2 separate regions of the Homo sapiens genome follow, and region 1 is linked to region 2. A link is an interaction called in ENCODE POLR2A ChIA-PET data of the cell type or tissue named here. Cell type or tissue: CD4-positive, alpha-beta T cell. All regions are shown on one strand. Links, peaks and the distances in the headings refer to the core of each region. The heading gives the core; the rest is flanking DNA. Region 1 overlaps HERC1 (HECT and RLD domain containing E3 ubiquitin protein ligase family member 1). Region 2 has its middle 14 kb from the start of USP3.

The links. Peaks named below come from ENCODE experiments on the same cell type or tissue, not always from the same donor. Only the 100,000 strongest peaks of a DNase experiment are listed, where the experiment ranks them.
Region 1: POLR2A ChIA-PET joins it to region 2 with 5 read pairs; 2 of 35 experiments call an interaction of 5 or more read pairs at or near these places.

Annotation. Positions count from the first base shown.
Region 1 is chr15:63,674,620-63,679,936 of GRCh38, reverse strand. It overlaps HERC1 (HECT and RLD domain containing E3 ubiquitin protein ligase family member 1), which reads left to right. Exons shown (of 78, transcript NM_003922.4): 37 at 1,572-2,092; 38 at 4,820-5,317. Among named protein-coding and RNA genes, the nearest start is that of USP3-AS1, 76 kb to the right of the region's middle. In CD4-positive, alpha-beta T cell, for the core only: no CTCF peak of the experiment used is centred there; no DNase peak of the experiment used is centred there; H3K27ac peaks cover 428 bases.
Region 2 is chr15:63,488,106-63,493,487 of GRCh38, reverse strand. No RefSeq gene overlaps it. Among named protein-coding and RNA genes, the nearest start is that of USP3, 14 kb to the left of the region's middle. RefSeq lists an enhancer at 3,129-3,258. In CD4-positive, alpha-beta T cell, for the core only: no CTCF peak of the experiment used is centred there; DNase peaks (open chromatin) are centred at 2,217 and 2,987; H3K27ac peaks cover 936 bases.

The sequences.
Region 1 (5,317 bases), core at 1-5,000, 190 kb before region 2:
TACTTTCAGAAATTGACTTTACGATATATTAATATTAAGGCACTATTTCATGTTCTGGCAATTTGAATACAGTGAGTCAACTTTCAAACGTGCAGTCACAAGAACTACAAGACCTAGTTTAGGGATAATCTAATTCACTGGCAATTATGGGTATGAGAGAGAAATCTAGAAATAATTTTAAATGTAATAAGATGCTATCAGCTGAATAATAGAAGTTGTAGTCATCATGAGGAAACTACCTTTCATTCAGCTGGGGGAATTTTCAGGTGTTGTAGATGGTGTGAATTTGAACTTCATGACAACAGTATTAATAGGATACCCTCCATTGTAAACTTTCTCTTTCACCTCATCCAAAACCCAGGCAGAGAAAACCTTTGTGATCTCCCTGTGCTGGTGGGTAGATTTTTTTTCCCTACTCCATCCTTTCACTTGCGGATGCATAGTACAGCTTAAGTCAAGTCTCAAGAATTTCTAGCCATTATGTAGTAGAAGCTTTCAGGTTTTATCATGTATAATATTTCCATAATGAAATTGCTGGACCTGATATATTCTAACCAAGAAAATTACCTTTTATTCTATGTTTTTAAAAATACATATTTTTAATGTCAAGGAATTATAATTTAAGGCTAGCTGAGAACTGTTTCTTGGACAGCCAGGACAACCAAAACTGAACTGGAGATGAAGTAAAGATGCAGCCCAGTGCCTGATACCATCCCTTGCCCTATGTAGGTTTGCAGCCCAAAGTAGTTTCTGTCATGTTCTGGTTCGAATGATGGCCTGGTGCTTTCTGCCATCTGTGAACCTTGAAGAAATTCATTCAGACTTAGACTATGTATCAATTAATTTATTCTATCTAGAAGGCATTTTTGATAAATTTTAGAACCTCTGAGAAACACAATACTAATAGCAGTTAACCTTTTTTAACATTTACAGTGTGACTGGCAATGTACTAATAAGCACTTTATGTGCATAATCTCATTTAATCTTTAAAATAACTGTAGGAGACAGATGCTATTATTAGTGTCAGGTTTTAAATGAAAAGCTAAGACTTAGAATGATTAAATAATTTCCCAAGATTATACAGAGTTATGATTTGAACCCAAGTTTTGCTCCTCTTTTTACTTCTGTGTCTTATTTGCAGTGTGTATCCAGATTGTGACTTTATGATTTTACTTTTGCACCCCTTGAACAATGTAAAATGTCCAGGACTCATCATTCTGGAGCCTTGAGGATGAGAATGAGTATATCCTTAAGGCTTATTTTAGACTAAATTGAGTCAGTCATATACGGCTTGGTCTCTATATTCATCTTTCAAATTTTCCTAACATCTCTGGAATTCATGAGTTACAGGAAATGTAAATAACAGGGCAGCTTATTCCAGTGGACCATACCACTACTAACTTCAGTGTGTCTGTGACATTTCCTTACTCTTTGGGGGCCAGTTGGTATAATTCACATGTATGAAGAGACCCAAATACTAGTTCAACATGGGATTCTACATGTTAGAATTTATAGTGACTAAGAAGAACTACTAATAGCATGTGTTTTCCACCCTCTTTACTTTTATATAGGTGAAAATTTGTGATATGCAGATGCGTGGCACACCCCGAGACTTACTTCCAGGAGACCCTATTTGTAGTCCAGTAGCAGCAGTGCTGGCTGAGGCCACTATTCAGCTCATCCGTATCCTTCACCGAACAGACCGTTGGACTTACTGCATTAACAAAAAAATGATGGAAAGGCTTCACAAAATTAAGATATGTATTAAAGAGTCAGGTCAGAAGCTAAAGAAAAGCCGCTCGGTTCAGAGCCGAGAGGAAAATGAAATGAGAGAGGAGAAGGAGAGCAAAGAGGAAGAGAAAGGTAAACATACTAGGCATGGCCTCGCTGACCTCTCAGAGCTGCAGCTGAGGACTCTTTGCATAGAGGTGTGGCCCGTGCTGGCTGTGATAGGAGGAGTTGATGCTGGTCTTAGAGTTGGAGGTCGGTGTGTTCACAAGCAAACTGGGCGCCATGCCACGCTGCTGGGAGTGGTCAAAGAGGGCAGCACGTCTGCCAAGGTCCAATGGGATGAAGCAGAAATTACTATCAGGTATGATCTGTTGAGTTACACTTTTAGCAAACAAATATTTAATGGTGAAATAGGCCATTGCCTGTCGACAGTGAGTAATTATGTATTTTAGGTGAGCTGCCAGTTAACTTTTAAAAATATTTCTCATGCAGCTAGATGTTTCTACTGTAATTTCTTAAAGGAGAATTTCCTAAACCCATGTTCTTTGAAATACTAGTGGGTTTTAAAAATACATAGTCTTTTTGTTCTGTTTTGTTTTGGGGAAAAAATGGTAAGCTCCTTAGTTTATATGTTTAACTGGGATTCTTCTTCCAATTTTCATTTGGCTTTTTGCATTTTGATCATTTCTGTTACACACTGGCATAGTAAAAAGCCAGCCAGCTAATCTGTTCATTGCATTTTGTGGTAGCAAGGCTCTGAATATTGGATATGAACGTTTGACGGACTGAAATTAGGCTTTGCATTATCTGTAATTTTAAGTATTCTTCCTTTTTATAAAACCACATATTTCTATCCCCTCAATGTAAACATTTTGATTAGATGTGAAAGTTACATTTATTTAACACAAACTGGGTATTTAAAAGCATTTAGGTGTGTTTGAATTCAGAGAGGATTTGTGCAAATTACAAATTTCATATGTTTACAAGGAAATGCAGGTTGAGCATCCCAAATCCAAAAATCCAAAATCCAAAGTGCTCCAATGAATATTTCCATTGAGCATCATGTTGGTGCTCAAAAAGTTTCAGGTTTTCACTCAAAGGAGTTGCCCATTGGAGCATTTCAGATTTGGGATTTTTGGATTTGGGATGCTCACCTGCTAAGTACAATGTAAATATTCCAAAATTTGGGAAAAAAATCTGAAATCCAGAACACTTCTGATCCTGTGCATTTTGGATAAGGGATACTCATCCTGTCAAGTATCTTCCTTGATAAGTAGACTCATTTGTCTAATGACTCTACATAATTGTATCATTTGAAAATATGGATTTATTGGTGATATTATGTAACTGTTCATTATGCTGCCCATTGTGATTCCTGTAAAGTTACATGTTGGTATGACATAGAACAATATCTTTTTAAATTTTATTTGATTTTATTATTTATTTTTTTGAGACGGAATCTCGCTCTGTCGCCCAGGCTGGAGGGCAATGGCATGATCTTGGCTCACTGCAACTTCTGCCTCCCGGGTTCAAGCAATTCTCCCACCTCAGTCTTCCGAGTAGCTGGGATTACAGGCACCCACCATCATGCCCGGCTAATTTTTATATTTTTGTAGAGACAGGGTTTCACCATGTTACCCAGGTTGGTCTTGAACTCCTGACCTCAAGTGATCCACCTGCCTCGGCCTCCCAAAGTGCTGAGATTACAGACATGAGCCACCACGCTCGGCCGGAACAATATCTAAAACAGTGGTTCTTTGTGGTTTTGGAGTGGTACTGTTTCAGAATTTAGTGAATGCTATGGATCATCTTAGCCAAAAAATACATACACATAAACTTTACACACAATTTCAGGGGTTAATGGACTCTGCCTTCCCCTCCATTCTACCAAGCTAAGAAACCAGTGACAGCTTTACAGAATGACATGCAAGTGTCGACCTTTCCTCTCATTCTTTGCCTTGTTTCAGAAAGGATTTATGATGCCTGGTTAAGATGCATACAGTAGGCTGGGCTTGGTGGCTCACACTTGTAATCCCGGCAGTTTGGGAGGCAGAGGCAGGCAGATCACCTGAGGTCAGGAGTTTGAGACCGGCCTGGCCACCATGGCAAAACCTTCTTTCTACTAAAAATACAAAAAAGCCAGCCGTAGTGGCGTGCGCCTGTAATCCCAGCTACTCAGGGAGCTAAGGCAGGAGAATCTCTTGAACTCAGTAGTCAGAGGTTGCAGTGAGCTGAGATCGCACCACTGCACTGCAGCCTGGGTGACAGAACAAGACTCCGTCTCCAAAAAAAAAAAAAAAAAGATGTATACAGTATAGCAAAATAAGTGAATTAATAAATTAAAACAAGAAAAATGAGCCTAGAGGAAAATAGAAAGGTAATATAGAACCAAGATTTAGGTTAGAACAACAAAACTTTATACCAGCAAAAGCTTTTTATTACATTTTGTATAATTATATCATTCTTAAACTTCAGGAAGTTCTTGCCAATATCAGGAAATATATAATTATATTTTGGCTTAAACTATAGAGGCATTATTTGAGACTACAAAGTAAACTTTTTTATGAAATGAAGTCCTCACTGAAATAAGTTATAAGTAACCATTTATAAACTAGATTTATTATACAAATTTTCTGAATAGCTTACATCAAACTACATCTGACCAACCTCCTGTTTTTATAAGTAAAGGTACACAGCCACACCCATTTGTTTAGTTGTATCAGTGGCTGCTTTTGCACTATGATGGCAGGGTTGAGTGGTTGCAGCTGAGACTGTGTGCCCTGCAGAGTCTAAAATATTTCCTGTCTGGCCCCTTACAGAAAGTTTGCTAACTCCTGGCATACATTATATATTAGTGAATATTCTTATTTGAAAGCATCTCATTGCTTCTGCATTTAGTATCACATCTCCCCATTTTCTCATAATAGACTCGTTTTTCTCTGTGTTTGTAATGATTTCTCTAGTTTGTGTAAATTATTCTCTGTATTGTGTACATGATGCACCTTATTTTGTCTACATTATTTTCCGTACCTTCCTCCCGTCTTTCCCTCACTTGCTTCTTCCTGTGTCATTCTGATCTTTATTAAAGCTTCCCAACTTTTTGGTCGCCTAGTGATACTCCATTGTATAATCTGGAACCCTGTGAACCATTGCCGTTTGATGTGGCGCGATTCCGAGGCCTGACGGCTTCTGTGCTGCTGGACCTAACATATCTCACTGGCGTTCATGAAGACATGGGCAAACAGAGCACCAAACGACATGAAAAGAAACACCGACATGAATCCGAGGAGAAAGGGGATGTTGAGCAGAAACCTGAGAGTGAATCCGCTTTAGATATGCGAACAGGCCTAACATCTGATGACGTCAAAAGTCAGAGTACCACAAGCTCCAAATCAGAAAATGAAATCGCTTCATTTTCTTTAGATCCAACACTGCCAAGTGTGGAATCCCAACATCAAATAACAGAAGGGAAAAGAAAAAATCATGAACACATGTCCAAAAACCATGATGTAGCCCAGTCAGAAATCAGAGCAGTCCAGCTGTCCTATCTTTACCTCGGTGCTATGAAGTCACTTAGTGCCCTTCT
Region 2 (5,382 bases), core at 182-5,181:
ACAAAGCCCATTTCTTGAAAACTTCTTCCCAGCACTTATCTCATTCATGTTCTCTCTCCTTTCCTTCCCTCCTTCCCTACCCTCTTCCTCCCTTCTTTCTCTCTGTCGCTCTCTCTCTGCTTCTCTCTCTCTCTGTTTCTCTCTCTCTGTCTCTCTCTGAGTGTGTATTGATCTCCCTCCTCAGCCACGTTCCTATGGGACTCCCCTTTTACCTCTGAGATAGCACTTATTTCAGGCTGCTTTGGAGTAGAGTTCTTCATGTTCATACCACCTCCCAGGTTAGAAATTGTGCTCCTGGAATTGAAGAGCTACCCATTCTTCATTCATGTGCATATTGATCATCTGCTGGCCACACCCAGGGTTTTGCACCTGGAATAGGTTCCTAATAAATGTTTGGCACTTGGTACAGTGGCTCGATGGACAGAGCGAGCCTTGGCTTTAGCAATGGATAGCACACCTCCTAATGTGTGACCTTGGACAAGTGACTTACCCGCTCCAAACCTCTTAGGTCCAAAACCTATAAAACGGGGGTTAAAATAGTGCCTACCCCATAGAGTGGTGAGGGATAAATGAGATAATGTGCAGAACATGTAATGTAACACTTACCACTCATAAACTAGGCATGAGTCACCAGCTTCATCCTACAAACACTTTCGGAGATTTACTTTTGCCCTGGATCCTCTGGAGTGGGTACTGGGGAGAAAGTTACTAGAATATTCATGTTGAAAGACAAAGATGACCTCGATGCAGTCTGGGCCTGGCTACAGAAAGGATGGTTAAGTCTGAATGGATTCTAAAGAAATCAAGGGCACAACGCTGGCAGCCCCAGGCCCTTATAAAAGGCGGGGCCTCTCTCTTCCCAACTAAAGAAATCAGACACTGCCTAGGAAACCAGCTCCTTTAATCTCCTTACACTAAAGATTAACACCTACCAGAGTCCCTCCCCAAAGCCATCTTCATACTTTTTAATGTGAGCCTGAATAACTGGAGGACAGGAAAGGCAATCTGGAGCATGGAGAAAGGGAATTTTCAAAGGAACTTGGCCATTGTGTCTCTGGCACTGAGGTTGAGGGGAACAGAGGCCAGGAGGGCAGGACTCTAGAAAGCCAGGGAGCCCCTCCTGTCATTGAGACACACATTGAATCCTTTTCCTTGGATTCCAGGAGCAGCAGTCCTGGACAGGGGCCATGGAGGGTGAGGTATAGTGGGGAGGGAAGGGTGGGTGGGAGCAGAGCAGTATCCTCCCTCTCTCTGGCCACTGTGGTTCTCAGCGTACATTCTTAAATGGGTGTTTTGATATATTTCAGCCTCTGAGAATGTTGGCAGACCACCAGCTTTTCTCAGGGCCAAGCTCCCTTGAATAAGTCGATGTACTTCTGCATACCATCCCCACTGGCCTGTCCACCGTCTAGGTTCCTGTGATGGGGTGGTGGTGTGGGATTGGGGGAGGGGTGGGGGGATTGATGCCGGGGACGGAGCAGTTGCTGTGGACGATTTGAGTCCTGTGTGGCAGCCTTTCCCTTGGAGACAAGATCCTGGGCTAGGCTCTTGGCACGTGAATGACTCTTGGAGACCATCTAGTCCAATCCACCCTTTTACAGATGAGGAAACTGAGACGTAAAGAGCCCAAGCCAAGATGAAAACCCAAATCTCACCCCAGTCCAGGGTTTTTGTCCTGTTTCTCTATGACAGTCCCGTAAAGAAATTTTGCTGTGATATGATGCAGGTGTCACAACAAGGCTGAAAAGGACAAATCTGGATTTGATTAGAAAGTGTGAGTCCTACTTGCTCAATCTCACATTGAAGCCACAACTTACTCCTTGCCTGAGAGTAGCTTCTCGTCCTGTGGTGTGGGGAGGGGTGGGCAGAGGGAGGACTGGTGCAAACAGTGTTTAGATTTCCTCTCTGATAGACTCCTGGGGTGGAGTTGGAAAGGTCCAAGGTGAGGTGTGAGAGTTTTGACTTGAAGGATCTGCTCTTTTGAGTGCTAGGCAGGTAGGCAGGCATTCTCTTCCTCCTTCCCTAAAAGATCTGTAGCCTCTTTAGGATCAAAGGACGCTGGTGTGCAATGAGAATGCCACTGAGAGGTGGCACCCAGCACCCATCCAGGAAAAGGAACAGACAGAGTGAAAAACTGATGATGGTAACTCACATGAGTTAAAAAAAAAAAAAAAGCAGAAGTAAGTAAAGCTGGCATGGGTATGACCAATGGAAAGGCTCAAATAATGGGGATGTAGAAAGGATTGATGAAACTCTCAGGGGAAATTCATTCACTCAGTCAAGAGCTCTTTAACGGAACACTTACTCTGTACCAGGTTCAGTTGTCGGCACTGGAGAAATCACACCAAGAAGGGTGCAGAGACCCATTGCAAGTGACTTGGGAAGAGGAAAACTCAGTCATGGGCAGACACCCAGTTAAATGGAAAGCAGAGTTAAAGGAGGACAGCGGGAAGAATGAGATCTTGAAAAATCCATCAGCAATTTCGGGACGATAACATGTGCACAGATGATATTTTTTAAAAACCTGGGAGAAAGGAGTCAGTGGGAGACACAATTTGAGAGCTACTGTGGCACTCTGGGGACCAAACTAAAGTGTTTGCACCACATGCTGGGGTAATTCAATCACTCAGCAAGCACTGTTTGAGCACCTGTGTTTCTCTGGCCACACTAGTCTCCCTGCTGTTCCTTGTCCTCACCAGGCATGCTTCCCTACTCTGCCTTTAATCTGCAGGGGGATTATCATAGCTCATTGTAACCTTGAACTCCTGGGCTCAAGCGATTCTCCCATTTCAGCCTCCCCAATAGATGGGACTACAGGCCTGCACCACCATGCCAGGCTATTTTTTTTTCTATTTTGGTATAGGTGGGGTCTCACTATGTTGCCCAGGAGGTCACTATCTCCTGGGCTCAAGCCATCCTCCCGCCTTGGCCTCCCAAAGTGCTAGTATTACAAATGTGAGCCACCACACCCATCCAGAGTTCCCCTTTTTTTTGAGGGCTTCCCCCTACTCAGTAGCACCATTGTCTTAGGTCATTTTCTGTTGCTGTAACATATACCACAGATTGGGTAATTTATAAAGAAATTTATTTCTTACAGTTCTGGAGGCTGTAAAGTCCACATCTGGTGAGGGCCTTTTTGCTGGTGGGAACTCTCTGAAGAGTCCCCAGGTGGTGCAGAGCACCACAAGGTGAGGGGACTGAGTGTGTTAGCTCAGTTCTCTCATCCTCATCTTATGAAGCTGCTAGTCCCATTCCTGTAGCAACCCATTAGTCCATCAACCCATGAATCCATGAATGGATTTATCCATTTATGAGGGCAGAGCTCTCATGACCCAATCACCTCTTAAAGGCCCCAACTCTGAATATTGCTACATTGGGGGTTGAACTTCAACATAAGTTTTGGAGGGGACAAATATCCAAGCCCTAGCAACCATTTAGCAAATGCGTAAACAAGCTGCAATTGTGGTGACAAGAGAAGGCACATCACCCTGGAAAGGACCCTGTCTCATTTTTCTTTGTTTTTATTTTTTATTTTTATTAAGATTATTTTTTAGAGATGTGGTCTCTCCATGTTGCCCAGGCTGGCCTTGAACTCCTAGCCTCAAGTGATCCTCCTGCCTTAGCCTCCCAAAGTGCTGGGATTACAGGTGTGAGCCACCAAGTCCAGTTTATCTCATTCATCATTGTACCCCAGTGCTAGGCACATAGTAAGCATTGAGGAAATGTTGAATGAATGAATATCATTTTTAAGCACTGAGGAAACCTATTTTTAAAATAGTAAATGTTATTATCACAACTTTGTAAAAAGTGCATTTTAAAATGTTTCTAAAATCCACTAATAAATACCAACAGTAAGCCGGACATGGTAGTGTGTCCGTAATCCCAACTACTCAGGAAGCTGAGGCGAGGAGGATCACTTCAGCTTAGGAGTTTAAGGCTGCAGTGAGCTGTGATTGTGCCACTGCACCCCAGCCTGGCCAACAGAGCAAGACCCCGTCTTTAAAAAAAGTTGTAAAAAGAAATACCAACAGCAGTTGAATGGTGGAGTTCTGGGAAATCTTTCGTTATTTCCTTTTCTTTTCTCTTCCTTCCTTCCTTCCTTCCTTTCTCTTTCTTTCTTTCCTTTTTTTTTTTTTTTGACAGTGTCTTGCTGTCGCCCAGGCTGGAGTGCAGTAGTGCAATCTTGGCTCGCTGCAACCTCTGCCTCCTGGGCTCAAGCACACCTCAACCTCCCTAGTAGCTGGGATTCCAGGCGCATGCCACCACGCCCATCTAATTTTTCTATTTTTAGTAGAGATGGGATTTTGCCATGTTGGCCAGGCTGGTCTTGAACTCCTGACCTCAAGTGATCCACCTGCCTCGGCCTCCCAAAGTGCTGGGATTACAGGCATGAGCCACTGTACCTGGCCTTTTTCTTTCTTTTCTGTATTTTTCCCATTTTGTGTACTATAGCAACATTTTTAATAATGAATAAAGTATATTTTAGTCCCATCCACACCTTCCTTCCTCCCAAAAAAGGAATTGTGAGAATTACAATTTACAACCTAATATTTTAAAAGTCTTGTGCCATGTAAAGTGTAAATGACGAAGACTGAGAAACCATGACCTGAACTTTATAATGCAATGAAATAAAGTTTACCACACTCTGACGTGTCTGACAATATGCATGAGGATTGTGTAGCTGGGCATGACCAACAATTCTCATAAAACACTGTGATTGGTATTACTTGAAACAGCCAAACTGGCCTCTGTCAGATGCTTGGGGAAGGGAGGCGGGAACTGGATGGGGTGTGTGTGGCTCTGTTGGCCTCAGAAGACCCCTGGATCCATAACCCAGGTATGCCACTTTGCTGGCAGAGAAGGCCAGGACCTGGGAGCTCCGAGGACCTCCGGCTGACAGATTTGCAGCCTCCAAGTGGGGCTGGTGCTGCACAGGCTTCACAAAGGAGCTTTTTACCACAACAGGAACGGCACGAACACCCCAAACTCTGCTTTCCTTCCCTTCCCAGCCTTCTAGATATGGAGAGTTCATAAGGATACTGCCTGAAATGTCATCAATAAAAATGTGTTGGGCAGCAGAACGATTGCCTTTGAGAGGGCTAGAGGAGAGAATATTCATTCACACAACAAATGTTTATTGAGAATCTACTATATGCCAAGCATAAGGGAGGTCCTGTGCATACATGGTGTCATTTCCTTGCATCAGCCTGATGAAGATGCTATTAGACCCCACTATACAGATAATGAAACAGGCTGGGAAATGTTAAGTTAGTGACACTGAGTCACACATTTAAGTAAGTGGTGGTAGTGGGGAGGGAGGTGGAAAGGGAGGGAGGAGGGACTCAAACACAGCCCCATCAGAGGTGGAGAGCCTCTCTTCCC